Linked DNA regions of Homo sapiens: regions 2 and 3 are each linked to region 1. Evidence: chromatin contacts called from ENCODE Hi-C or POLR2A ChIA-PET data. All regions are on one chromosome and are shown on one strand. Each heading gives the region's core, a stretch centred on a gene start or an enhancer-like site at or near the end of the contact. The rest is flanking DNA. Distances are from core to core; before and after follow the strand shown. Region 1 holds the start of TAF12-DT (TAF12 divergent transcript). Region 2 holds the start of PUM1 (pumilio RNA binding family member 1). Region 3 has its middle 28 kb from the start of HMGN2.

Region 1 (3,898 bases), core at 776-3,275:
CAGCACTTCGGGAGGCTGAGGCGGGCGGATCACTTGAGATCAGGAGTTCGAAACACAGCCTGGCCAACATGGCAAAAACCTGTCTCTACTAAAAATACAAAAAGTAGCCGGGCATTGTGGCACACACCTGTAATTCCAGCTACTTGAGAGGCTGAGGCAGGAGAATCGTTTGAACTGGGGAAGCAGAGATTGCAGTGAGCCGAGATCGTGCCACTGCACTCCAGCCTGGGTGACTCTGTCTCAAAAAAACAAAACAAAACAAAACAAAAACAAAAACTGCAAGGGGGGTGAGGTGACTCATGCCTGTAATCCCAGCACTTTGGGAGGCCAAGGTGGGAGGATCACTTGAGCTTAGGAGTTTGAGACCAGCCTGGGCAATATAGTGAGACCCTGTTTCTACAAAAAATTTAAAAATTAGCAGGGCGTGGTGGCACACGCCCGTAGTTCCAGCTACTCAGGAGGTATAGGTGGGAAGACTGCTTGAGCCTAGGAGGTTGGAGGTGCACGGGGCCAAGACTGAGCCGCTGCACTTCAGACTGGGCGACAGAGAGAGAACCTGTCTCAAAAAAAAAAAAAAAAAAAAAATTCCCTCCTGAGTTTGAAGATAAAGCAAAGATTCTAGAAGCATTTAAGGAACATTAACCAAGCATCTCATTTGCTACGCACAGAAGGGTACTGTATTAAAATTATGATCTAACTAACCATTGCCTCACTGTAATCCTAAGCCTCTTTGAACCTTAGCCTTCTTAAATGTAAAATAGGAGTTTTTAAAAGATGATCTTTTGGGACTCTTCCATCACTGACATTCTTTTATTTGAGATGCAGAGATCTGTGCTCATTCAGGGTTGAGTGGAATGGGATTTAAAGCACTTATCAAGTACATAACTGAGTTCCAACTGTTTTCAACTTCACATCTGATTCCCAAGAATGAAGCAGAAAATGAAGATGTTTGCATATGGGCTTCCTAGATTGAGTATCTGACACAAGAAAAGCTTGCCAAGAGCCAAGTAGGCAGTGCGAAGGAGAAGTTGTCTTCCCCTGAATACGTCCTTTATCTCTCTGGGTTCAGGGAATACTGTGAAAAAATGGATCACTAAATCTTTTCCAAACCCTTTCCCTTTACTTTGTAGGCTGATCTCATATCCATGGTCCCTTAGATCCAAGGCTTTTAGGAGCTTGGGTACTCACAGCCCTGTTCCGAGACTCAGGAACTCGGAGTCTCAAAGCCCGGATCCCGTCCCCAAAGAAGCCCCAGTCTTCACTGCCCGCTTCTGTTCCCTTCCAAACTCAAGTTTTCTCTGTCTGCTTCTGCCCCTCAGGAACCTAAGTCTTCGCTGCCCCGTTTCTGAATCCTTAGGAGCCCGGGTCTTCACTGTCCCGCTTCTGCCTCTTAGGAGCCCAAGTCCTCACCGCTCCACTTTTACCTCTCCGGAGCCTGTGTCTTCACGCCCCGTTCCTTTCTGACCCTTTCCTCGTAGGAGTGCGGGTCCTCATAATCCTGCTCCTCTCAGACCACTTTCCCTCAGATGCCGGAGAACTCGCATCCGTCCCCGTTCCCTAAGTCCCGTCTTAGAGCCCGGGTCCCCACAGCCGCGTCTTCTCCGAGCCTGATCCTCTCAGTCAGTCCCTTCCCAAGAGCCTGAATCCTCACAGCCCCGTCTCGTCCACAACCTGGTCCTTCGAACACTGACCCACTGTAGGTCTGGGTCCTGACTCCCTCCTCCCGCTCTTGTTCCTCAACTGCCAGGGCCCAAGACTCACAGGCAGCAGCGTCTATCTCCCCATGATATGCAGAGACTGCCCCAGTGAAGCGTTCGTCTCAGCAGCCGGTCCGACTGCGCGGCCCTCCCCGACTACTTCCGGCACCGCTCCCCGCCTCCAACCCGGAAACGCGCGGCTCTTCCGGCCGGCGGGCGCGCGCCTCGCTTGCGCAGGCGCAGACTGCCCTCCGACACGTGGTGGCGATATTGAGCTGTGTGTAGGTACACCCTGCAGCTTGCGCTTTTAACTGCTTGTGGTTGAGTGGCAGCATGAGCGAGCTCTGCGTATTCCAACCCGGCGTTAAGAATCCTTCACTAGCTTTTCTTCCCGACGCTGCTTATTTATCTATCGGTAGCATGACGGGTAATTGACGCCCTCGGATGGCTTTGAGGTCGCCATTTTTGGTTGGTGCCTTTGTCTTGGTGTCAGGACTGGGATATCATCTGGGACACATTACCCCACAGGTATCCTGTTGGACCTCAACGAGGAAGTTGGCAACAGAGGAACCAGGAGATGAGAGAGATCGGTTGGTTGTGCCTGTGAACTGGCAATTCAGTAGTAACAATTGAGTGCTTACTGTTTGCCGGGAATTGTGCTAATCCGCTTACCTCCGTTACGCCATTTAATCATTTAGAGGAGACCTGTGAGAGATTAAGCAAAGTTCTAGCTAATAAGTGCAGAGCCTCAGCTTGAACTCAGAACTCACTACTAAGCCAAAGCCTGTCCTGTAGCATTCTCTAATGCTTTCAGTTTTTCGGCTGTCAGATGCTTGGTGAGAACTGCTGTTATGTGGCTCACGCCTGTAATCCCAGCACTTTGGGAGGCCGAGGAGGGTGGATCACGAGGTCAAGAGTTCAAGACCAGTCTGGCCAAGATGGTGAAACCCCGTCTCTACTAAAAATACAAAAAATTAGCCGGGCGTGGTGGCATGCGCCTGTAATCGCAGCTACTCCGGAGGCTGACGCAGAGAACTGCTTAAACCTGGAGGGGCGGAGGTTGCAGTGAGCCGAGATCGCGCCACTGCACTCCAGCCTGGGCGACAGAGCGAGACTCTGTCTCAAAAAAAAAAAAAAGAGAACAGCTGTTATTTTTTACTGTATGCTGGAATGTTAGGCATGCAAGTAAGACCCAATTCCAGCATCTGTAAGGTTCACAGTAAGATGGAGAAGAACCCACAAACACACCAAAAATTGTATAAAGAGCTGTGACAGGCCAGAGTGAGCCACATAGAAATTAGGAAGAGGTGCCCAGATTGGTGCGGCATCCTGCCCTGTCTTTATATCTTCCTAATCCTCATCCTACCACGTTCCCAGTCCACCCTCTACACTGCCACCCAATCCAAATTCTCAGATTCAAGTCCTCATGAACATTGGGCTCTAAGCTGTATTCCTAGCCTTATTTCCTTGCCACTGCTCTCCATTCTTTTTAGGGTCCGGCATACCACTTTTTGTTGTTGAATGCCTATACATCTTTTTTAAGACCCAGGTTGAATGTATATACGTTCATTTGACAAGTGTTTGAGTCTCATTGTGTGACAAGCCTTTTGCTATGTGCTGAGTACATAACTGGTGGCTAAGACGGATGATCTCTGTCCTTAGAAAGTTTGCAACCTAGAGTGGGAAACAGACCATTAGCAACTGCACAAAAGGGTGATAGAAGAGAATACTGGAATAAGCCAGACTTATCTAGCTGGCTGATGGCCTGAGCCATGGTCTTCAGTAAGGAAAACACTTACTCAAGGACCAAGATGGCCAAGGTGGCTGGAGCTTTGGTAACCGGGAAAGACAATGAGTTTGGAGAGGTAGGCAGGGGTTTGTTATAGTCTGGACCTTTTAGCCTAGACTATGATGGGGACTTGAGATTATATTCAGTATGCAATGGGAAGGTGTTGGAAGAACGGTGAAATTATGGCGATTGTTAAATGATACAGGGTCTCACTCTGTCACCAGGGCTAGAGTGCAGTGGCACAATCATAGTTCACTACAGCCTCAAACTCCTGTGTTCAAGCGATCCTCCTCCACCTCAGCTTCCCAAGTAGATGAATTTTCTTTTTTTTTTTTTTGAGACGGAGTCTCGCTGTTTCACCCAGGCCGGACTGCAGTGGAGCTATCTCGGCTCACTGCAAGTTCCGCCTCCC
Region 2 (3,898 bases), core at 977-3,476, 2.4 Mb after region 1:
ATGAGAGATTACCTAAGGAGGACAATGTACGTTATTCCAGTGATGGACACACAAAAAGCCCTGGCTTCACCACTACGCAATACACGCATGTACAAATTACACTTGTACCTCACAAATTATACAAATAAAAATTTTTAAAAGAAAAAAGTTATCTAACAAAGAATATCCACATAAAAGAGGAGTTTATCACTGACGCACACTAAACACACCTTCATTCTAAAAGGAATGGGGGAAAGAAAAGACTCCTATAAAAATGTTCAAACGAAACAATTGGCTTTTGTAAAGCTATCTGTATGCCCTAAGACTTCCTGCTTTACCTAAAGAGGCAAGGCAGTTTCTCAAACCAGAGAAAACCTGGCAGAACAGTTTCAAAGTGAGCAAATACCTAAGCAATTAACATGTTATCTTGGGTAGTTTTGTGGTATTTTGGCAAATACGGCACAAAAATTAAAAACTCAGTATCCTAAATATCAGAAAAGCTCACTAATACGTGTAGCATTTAAAATGTGATTTTTTTACAAATGACACCTTATAAGTACTTTAAGCAACTAGAAGTGCTCAGTCCAGCTACTCTTTCACAGCTTTCAAATGTTTACAAAGTTTTTTAAAATATCACTAATTGAGTTGAATTCAAAGGAACACGGTTTACTTTATTTCCATGGCTCACCTTTTACTAAAATGCTTAGTGGTTTAAAAGGTGTTTATTTTTACCACACTTAACAAACATTCTGTGGTCATAAATTTATCTTAAAACAGTTCATTTTAAACCTAAACTAAACAAATTCCAACTTCAAAAAGCTGTGGCCTTGAACAAAATGAATTCAATTGTCGCTAAAGCAAAACACTAACTCAAAGTTCAGAATCCGGAGAGCGTTTCCCAAGAGCCCAGATAAAGAATCAACAGCCCCCCAGTGTTTTATAAAGTTAAAATTAGCAAAGGGTCAAAATGTTTATTTTGCTTACGAAAACTGCATCGGAAGCCACATTTCTTGGGGTTGGGCCTGTCTTAGTAAGTTTTTAGGTGCTTTCAAGAAACAAAATGCTAAGCCTATTGTTTCAGAAGTTAACTGACTTTAAAACAGAACCCAGGAAAAGCTTCATAAAATCTTATTCTTAATTAATCCCAGTAATAACAGGAATTGAGCAAAATGGTATCGAGGGCTGAGAACAGTGTTTTCTTAATTGAACAATAAAAGGTAACAATCTAAGTTACGGGAGAATAAAGCCTTCTCTGGTAATGCTGTGTGTGGGTTTCTGGCTTTGTTTTTTCAGCGGGGGGGGGGGGGGGGGCTATAGGAGGGAAAAGTTACAGGAGTGTATTCCTCACTTGACGTGGGAATGGTACTGACAAGTAAAACAAATGATCTATGTTTACCAAGCATGTTTGTGAGGACTAAAACTAGTATTGTGTATCTAGATTTTCCTACTAGCAAGGGGTGAACCCCTCTTTGAGTGAAGAGAGACACCAACACCGGGAGGCTCAAAAAGGAAGAACCCACCAAAAACACAAGCTCACACGGAAACAAAAGGCCACAGCAACCCAGGAGCCTAAAAAGCATTCTGAAACTTCCTGATCGCCACTTCTCCACATTTAAGGCTCGCAAAGTTCCCCCACGGTGAATCTCGCCTGTGGACAAGGGCCACGGCTGCTTCTAAAGCGATTTATTGTTCCTCCTCCTCCGGCGCTGCCACGGAAGCTCAAGAAGTCGAAGAAATCGGGGTGGCACAGAATTACACTTCATGGCCACACAGAAGACTCGGGGCTTCGCAAACCCATCAAAAAAAGCAACCCGAATGGCAACATCAATCTTCGGTGGTTCCCAACAGGGCCAGGCAAAAATGTAGAGGCACGTCTACGCCCTGGGCTCGGGCCTAAACCCCCAGCATTTTCCTAGCTTCGACCCCGCTCCCCACCCCCTCCCTCCTTTGATAACAATAGGGGCCTTGCTGCTGACTCCAAAACATGTACGAGGAACAGCGAGTGAGAAGCCTCAGCCAGGGCCCCGGCGGCTTTTCCAAAGCCCTTCTCACCCCCACAACCACTCTCAAACACCAATATGAAGGGACAATCTGCTCGTTAGGGGTCCGGAGCAGCGTTTGGGGCCGGTGGGGTGCGGATACTCACGGGCGGAGCGGTAGGATGAAGATGGATTTCAGCCCCCCGATCTTCTCTCTCTGGCGCTCTCGCTCCCCCTTACCTTTCACTCCGACAACATGGCGGCCCACTGGGGACTGGGTTGGCGCGGTGCATCCTGGGATAGGCTCCGGCCCCGGCCCCGGCGGTGGCAGCGGCATGTGCGGAGAAGGCTGGCGGCTCTGGAACAGGTTGCCTGGTTGCCATGCCAACCCAGGGCCTGTGTGAACTCGGGAAACTCGCAGGCAACACAAACGCTGCGCGCGAGTGCCCGCCCGCTAGGCGAGCGCGCGCCGCCAGGGCCGAAGGCGGGGTCCCGCCGGCCCGCACCTGGGAGAACACGGCCTGGAGCTGGGCACGCGGGGTTGCGCCGGTGACGCTCCACCGAGTCTCGGACGCGCTCCTCGCGCCCGCCGCGCCCTCGGAAGCTTGCCCCCGAGCACCACAGCTAGCAGGGTTCGCGGACGGCCACCCGCACTGCCCTGGCCCCAGAGGTGCAGGGTTCAAACCCCTTCTCTGCAGCTTTCTAGCTCTGCGGCCTTATTTAAATCGACCTGCCTCCATTTCCACATTTGTACAATGAAGAAGAAAATAACCCCCACTTAACAGAATGGCCTGGAGGATTAAGTGGAATAATGTATGTTAAGTGCTTTTAGTCTTACTGTCTCAAACTAAACTCAAAATAGATTGAAGGCCGGGCGCGGTGGCTCACGCCTGTAATCCCTGGACTTTGGGAGGCTGAGGCGGGCGGATCATGAGGTCAGGAGATCGAGACCATCCTGGCTAACATGGTGAAACCCTGTCTCTACTAAAAATACAAAAAAATTAGCCGGGCGTGGTGGCGGGCACCTGTAGTCCCAGCTACTCGGGAGGCTGAGGCAGGAGAATGGCCTGAACCTGGGAGGCGGAGCTTGCAGTGAGCAGAGATCGCGCCACTGCACTTGAGCCTGGGCGACACGGAGAGGCTCCGTCTCAAAAAAAAAAAAAAAATAGATTGAAAACAGACAAATCGCAATACTGTAAAAGACCAGAAGAAGATATGGGGAGAAGCTCTATAATTGGAGGAGGGAAAATGTTTATACTCATGAATCAAAGTCAAAAGATCATAAAAGAAAATATTGAAAGAAATATAAACATCTGTACGAGAAGAGATGCCATCAACAAAGTAGAACAAATGGATAAAAAATATTTGCAGTACACGGCCAGGCGCGATGGCTCATGCCTGTAATCCCAGCACTTTGGGAGGCCGAGGCGGGTGGATCATGAGGTCAAGAGATCAAGACCATCCTGGCCAACATGGTGAAACCCCGTCTCTACTAAAAATACAAAAAAATTAGCCGGGAGTGGTGGCGGGCGCCTGTGGTCCCAGCTACTGGGGAGGCTGAGGCAGGAGAATCACTTGAACCCAGGAGGCAGAGGTTGCAGTGAGCCAATATTGTGCCACTGCACTCCAGCCTGATGACAGAGCAAGACTCCGTCTCAAGAAAAAAAATATATATATATACACATATATGTATATATACATATATACATATATATACACATATATACATATATACACATATATACATATATACATATATACACATATATACATATATAAACATATATATACGTATATATACATATATATATATTTGCAATACACATGATAAGGAAATGGTTGATCATCATGATAAATGCAAAATTTCTCCCATCAGGGTCCTGGTGGGGTGGCTCACACCTGTAATCCCAGCACTTTGGGAGGCAGAGGTGGTAGAATTG
Region 3 (3,898 bases), core at 554-3,053, 2.1 Mb before region 1:
GCTTGAGCCTAGGAGGTCGATGCTGCAGTAAGCCATGGATGGCACAACTGCACTCCAGCCTGGGTGACAGAGCAAGACTGTCTCAAAAAAAAAAAAAAAAAATCACAGTCTGTGATGCGCCAGGCACTCAGGATCTGGCCTCTGCAGATTCCTCCGGTTTCTTCTTCAGGCCTCTTTCAGGTGGTCACATGCACAAGGTTTCCTCCTGTCTCAGGAACTGTTTACACGCTGTTCCTTCTCCCTAGAAAGCGCTTCACCACCATCACCTGGTTCTCGCACATAAATTGGTGAGATTTCAGCTCAAATGTCACTTCCTCCAGGAAGTCCTCCCTGTTTCTTGGTTCTCCTATCTCATTCCCTCATTCACCAGCCCAGTGGAGCCATGGTGGACCTATCTCAAGATCCCAAAGGGCCTTGCGGGCCATGTTAAGACATTTGCTCTTTGTCTGGAAGAGAACTGGGAGTCACCGAAGTGTTGCCAGCAGGGAAGGTTAAGATCAGATATGCTGATAGATCTGGGGCTCAGAAAGAATTATGAAAAGCAGCAAGCCTCCTTACTTGATACACAGACAACCTTGCTCAACCAACAGTGGCTTCATCCTACCTCCCCAGGGTACTTCCAGTAATTCCCTATGGTAGTGTTTTCCAGAATGGGACATGACTACAGCTGGGGGCCCTAGGTATTTTTTTTTTTTTTTTTTTGAGACAGTCTTGCTCTGTCGCCCAGACTGGAGTGCAGTGGCATGATATGGACTCACTGCAACCTCTGCCTCCCGGATTCAAGCAATTCTCCTGCCTCAGCCTCCCGAGTAACTGAGACTACAGGTGCGCACCACCACGCCTGGCTAATTGTTGTATTTTTAGTAGAGATGGGGTTTCACCATGTTGGCCAGGCTGGTCTTGAACTCCTGACCTCGTGATCCACCTGCCTTGGCCTCGCCTTGGCAAAACCCCGTCTCTACTAAAAATACAAAAATTAGCCAGGCGTGGTGTCTCGTGCCTGTAGTCCCAGCTACTTGGGAGGCTGAGGCAGGAGAACGGCTTGAACCTTGGAGGCGGAAGTTGCAGCGAGCCGAGATCATACTGCTTAACTCCAGCAAAAAGAAAAAAAAGAAAGCTGGGGCTGCGCGCGGGGGCTTATGCCTGTAACCCCAGCACTTTGGGAGGACAGCCTGGCCAACAGAGCGAGACCCTATCTCTATTTTTTTTTAAAAAAATAACAAAACAAAAAAAGCTGGTTGGTTGTTGGGAGGCCTGGCTGCTTTTGGGAAGGATAATCCTCGTCCACACCAAGGTGATTCAGTGAGCAGGGTGAGGGCAGATGCTGGGTGTCCACGCCCCGGCCCCACAGCAGCCAGAGGAAGATACCAGCCCGCGCACCCGTCGCCATGGCAACCTCAACCCCACTCCTGGACCCTAGCTCGGAAGGGGGCAGGGTATCGAAAGCCGATCGCCAGAGGCTCCTCGGTGCCTCGTGCGAGTCCCCGCCGTCAGCCCCGAGGAGCCTCCTGGCACCAAGCAGGCGCTGCCCCCTTCGGCCACACGGTGGCGGCGCAGAGCCGAGCTCCGCGCCCCACCTGGGAGGCGGCGCCCGCGGGATGGGGCTCCTCGGCCCAGCTCCCCAGCCTCGACAAGGATACGGCCCGACATCCAGGCCAGGAGCGTCGCTGGGGCTTAACCGCCGTTCCCCAAGGCGCCCCTCCACTCCTCCAGCGGGCTCCCGCATCCCCCATTATCCGGCGGACCCCAACCCCTGCTCACGTGACTCGCCCGCCACCCTCGAAGAACTCTCGTGGGGCCGCCCCGCCCTGCCGCAGGTCACGCGCTGCGCACCTGGAGGGCATCTGGCCAGCCGCCAGCTAGAGCCTGCCCCTGCTCAGGCTCGGCTCAACCCGGGCCCGCGCCTGCTCCGAGCCCAGGAAGAGCGTCCTGTCCAGCTCCCAAGTGCGCCGGCCCGTGGGGAAGGAGGCGGGAGTGGGCTCCAGCGGTGCGGCCCTCGCTCCTCCGACCCGGGGCCCTCTCCACCTCGGGGGAAGAAAGAGGCCTCTGCCTCCGCCTCCTTCCCTGAGCGCTGCCACCCTCACTCCGGCCCTCTGACCGCGGGTCCCGGACATTGCGCTTAGGGGTCGCCTTGCAGGGCCAGAGAAGCTGGCAGACCACGCGCGCGCACGTGCCGGGGCGGGGCGTCACCGGGGGCGGGGCCTGGAAGGGCGGGGTCGGCGGGCTCGGGTTCCCGCGGGGCGCGCGCGGGGTGACGGGAGCCGGGACTACGCGGAAGTGGGGGTAGGGGCCGCGGGACGGGGAGGGGCGTCCCCAGTACCCGCGAGTGGCTTCAGGGAGCGCAAGGCCAGCTGAGTCTGGGCGCTGGATGGGCGGCCTTGGCATTAGGTCCAGATTTGGGTCCTAAGTACTGTGCCCAACCGGCCCGAGGGGAAGGGGGAGGAGACAGGAACCGCGCCCATTTTCCGGATCAGGTTCTTGGAACCAGCCCGGAAATCCTGGGACTCAATCTGGGGGCCAGATCTGGAGGCGATGGTTTTTCTAGAGACGGGCTGATGCAGCCCCAGTATGCCGTCGCACTCATTTCCCACATTCCAGGAACGGTCCAGGTCTGCCCTTCAGCGGTTTGGGAACTCCGCGACGACTCCCTCTCTCCACAACTGCAGGGTGGGCCGCGCTCTGAAAACCTGGCAAAGCGATGGGGGTCCCTCAGAGCCCCTCCTTCATATTCAGTTTCAAAAGGATTTGGCATTGGGGAAACCTTGGGACCTCAAGCCACATGGAGAAAGAGCTCCAGGTCACAAGGGCTTGGACCTGAGGGCACCTCGGCTGGCTCCTTTCTCGTGCAGTCTTTGCAAAAGAGGACCAGGTGGTGGCCAGAAGGGCACTTTGAGGGCTGAAGAGCTCAAACTGCACAGGGATAGGACCGAGGTGCAGAGTCCTTGGGGCCCTTTTTTTTTCTGTCATATCTTGTTTTGCCATTCGGCCTGGAAATACCTGGAAATTCTTCCTGCCTGTTTTTCCCTCAGAAAAGTTTTTTTTATGTAAAAGTGGCCAGGCACAACTGTAATCCCAGCACTTTGGGAGGCCGAGGTGGGCGGATTGCTTGAGGCCAGGGGTTCGAGACCAGCCTGGGCAACATAGCAAGACCCCGTCTCTGCCAAAAATACAACAAATTAGCCAGGCGTGGAAACGCGCGCCTGTAATCCTAACTGCTGGGGAGGCTGAGGCAGGAGACTCGCTTGAACCTGGGAGGCAGAGGTTACAGTGAGCCACCAAGATCAAGATCGTGCCACTGCACTCCAGCCTGGGCGACAGAGAAAACAGAAAAGGAAAAAAAAAAAAAAGAAAGGACATCTCTGCCGGGCTCTGTGTGTGGCTCATGCCTGCAATAGCAACATTTTGGGAGCCTGAGGCAGAGGGATTGCTTGAGGCCAGGAGTTTGAGTCCAGTCTGGGCAACACTGAGAGACCCTGTCTCTACAAAATATAAACAAAATTTGCCAGGTGCTGTCATCCGCCTGTAGTCCCAGCTACTCCGGAGGCTGGGGTGGGAGGATCACTTGAGCCCAGGAGGTCGAGGCTGCAGTGAGCAGCCACTCTATCCTGGGTGACAGAGACCCTGTCTCTAAGAAATGAATGAATGAACATCTTGCTGTGAGATGTGCTGTGTAACCCCTTTGCAATGTCCTCCCGAGAACTTTGGTAAAGGCTTTTGCTTTTTTGCAGTGCTTTTTGGAGTTGGATTGGGGGTGTGTGTGTGTGTGCACGCGCGTGCAAGTAGGGAGAAAGGGATTGGTTTTATACATTTTGTTTATTTTTCCTTTTATGAGAATAGAATAGCCTCCCTAGCCTTGCTCATTCTGTGCCCTCTACCCCGAATGCACTGCGTTTCCTCC

What was found. A loop is a pair of places that touch in the nucleus more often than their neighbours do. ChIA-PET counts read pairs that join two places held with the same protein, here RNA polymerase II (POLR2A). Pooled maps may share reads with other maps.
Region 2: a loop to region 1 is called in a map of CD8-positive, alpha-beta T cell, with 6 times the contacts of the local background. The contact joins the promoter of PUM1 here to the promoter of TAF12-DT in region 1. A Hi-C loop is called at or near these places in 1 of 168 maps with a recorded cell type or tissue (CD8-positive, alpha-beta T cell) and 8 of 50 pooled maps. POLR2A ChIA-PET finds 5 or more read pairs at or near these places in 2 of 52 experiments (activated CD4-positive, alpha-beta T cell and activated T-cell).
Region 3: a pooled map shows a loop between it and region 1 (8-fold over the local background). The contact joins the enhancer-like site here to the promoter of TAF12-DT in region 1. A Hi-C loop is called at or near these places in 1 of 50 pooled maps. POLR2A ChIA-PET finds 5 or more read pairs at or near these places in 3 of 52 experiments (B cell, activated CD4-positive, alpha-beta T cell and activated naive CD4-positive, alpha-beta T cell).

The regions. Positions count from the first base shown.
Region 1 is chr1:28,641,231-28,645,128 of GRCh38, forward strand. TAF12-DT (TAF12 divergent transcript) reads left to right here and starts at 2,026. Exons shown (of 2, transcript NR_146730.1): 1 at 2,026-2,533. TAF12 (TATA-box binding protein associated factor 12) reads right to left here and starts at 1,837. Exons shown (of 6, transcript NM_005644.4): 1 at 1,762-1,837. RefSeq lists a silencer at 3,387-3,681 and an enhancer at 3,889-3,898.
Region 2 is chr1:31,063,491-31,067,388 of GRCh38, forward strand. It overlaps PUM1 (pumilio RNA binding family member 1), which reads right to left and starts at 2,227. Exons shown (of 22, transcript NM_001020658.2): 1 at 2,126-2,227. RefSeq lists enhancers at 1,884-2,203, 2,071-2,985 and a silencer at 2,314-2,533.
Region 3 is chr1:26,498,813-26,502,710 of GRCh38, forward strand. No RefSeq gene overlaps it. Among named protein-coding and RNA genes, the nearest start is that of HMGN2, 28 kb to the left of the region's middle. RefSeq lists silencers at 1,472-1,651, 1,862-2,351 and enhancers at 2,532-2,601, 2,561-3,218, 2,632-2,691. Within about 2 kb of position 1,804, at least 38 of the 41 ENCODE cell types and tissues checked have a DNase peak (open chromatin) inside an H3K27ac peak, as active enhancers do; they include B cell, where a contact is called at or near this core.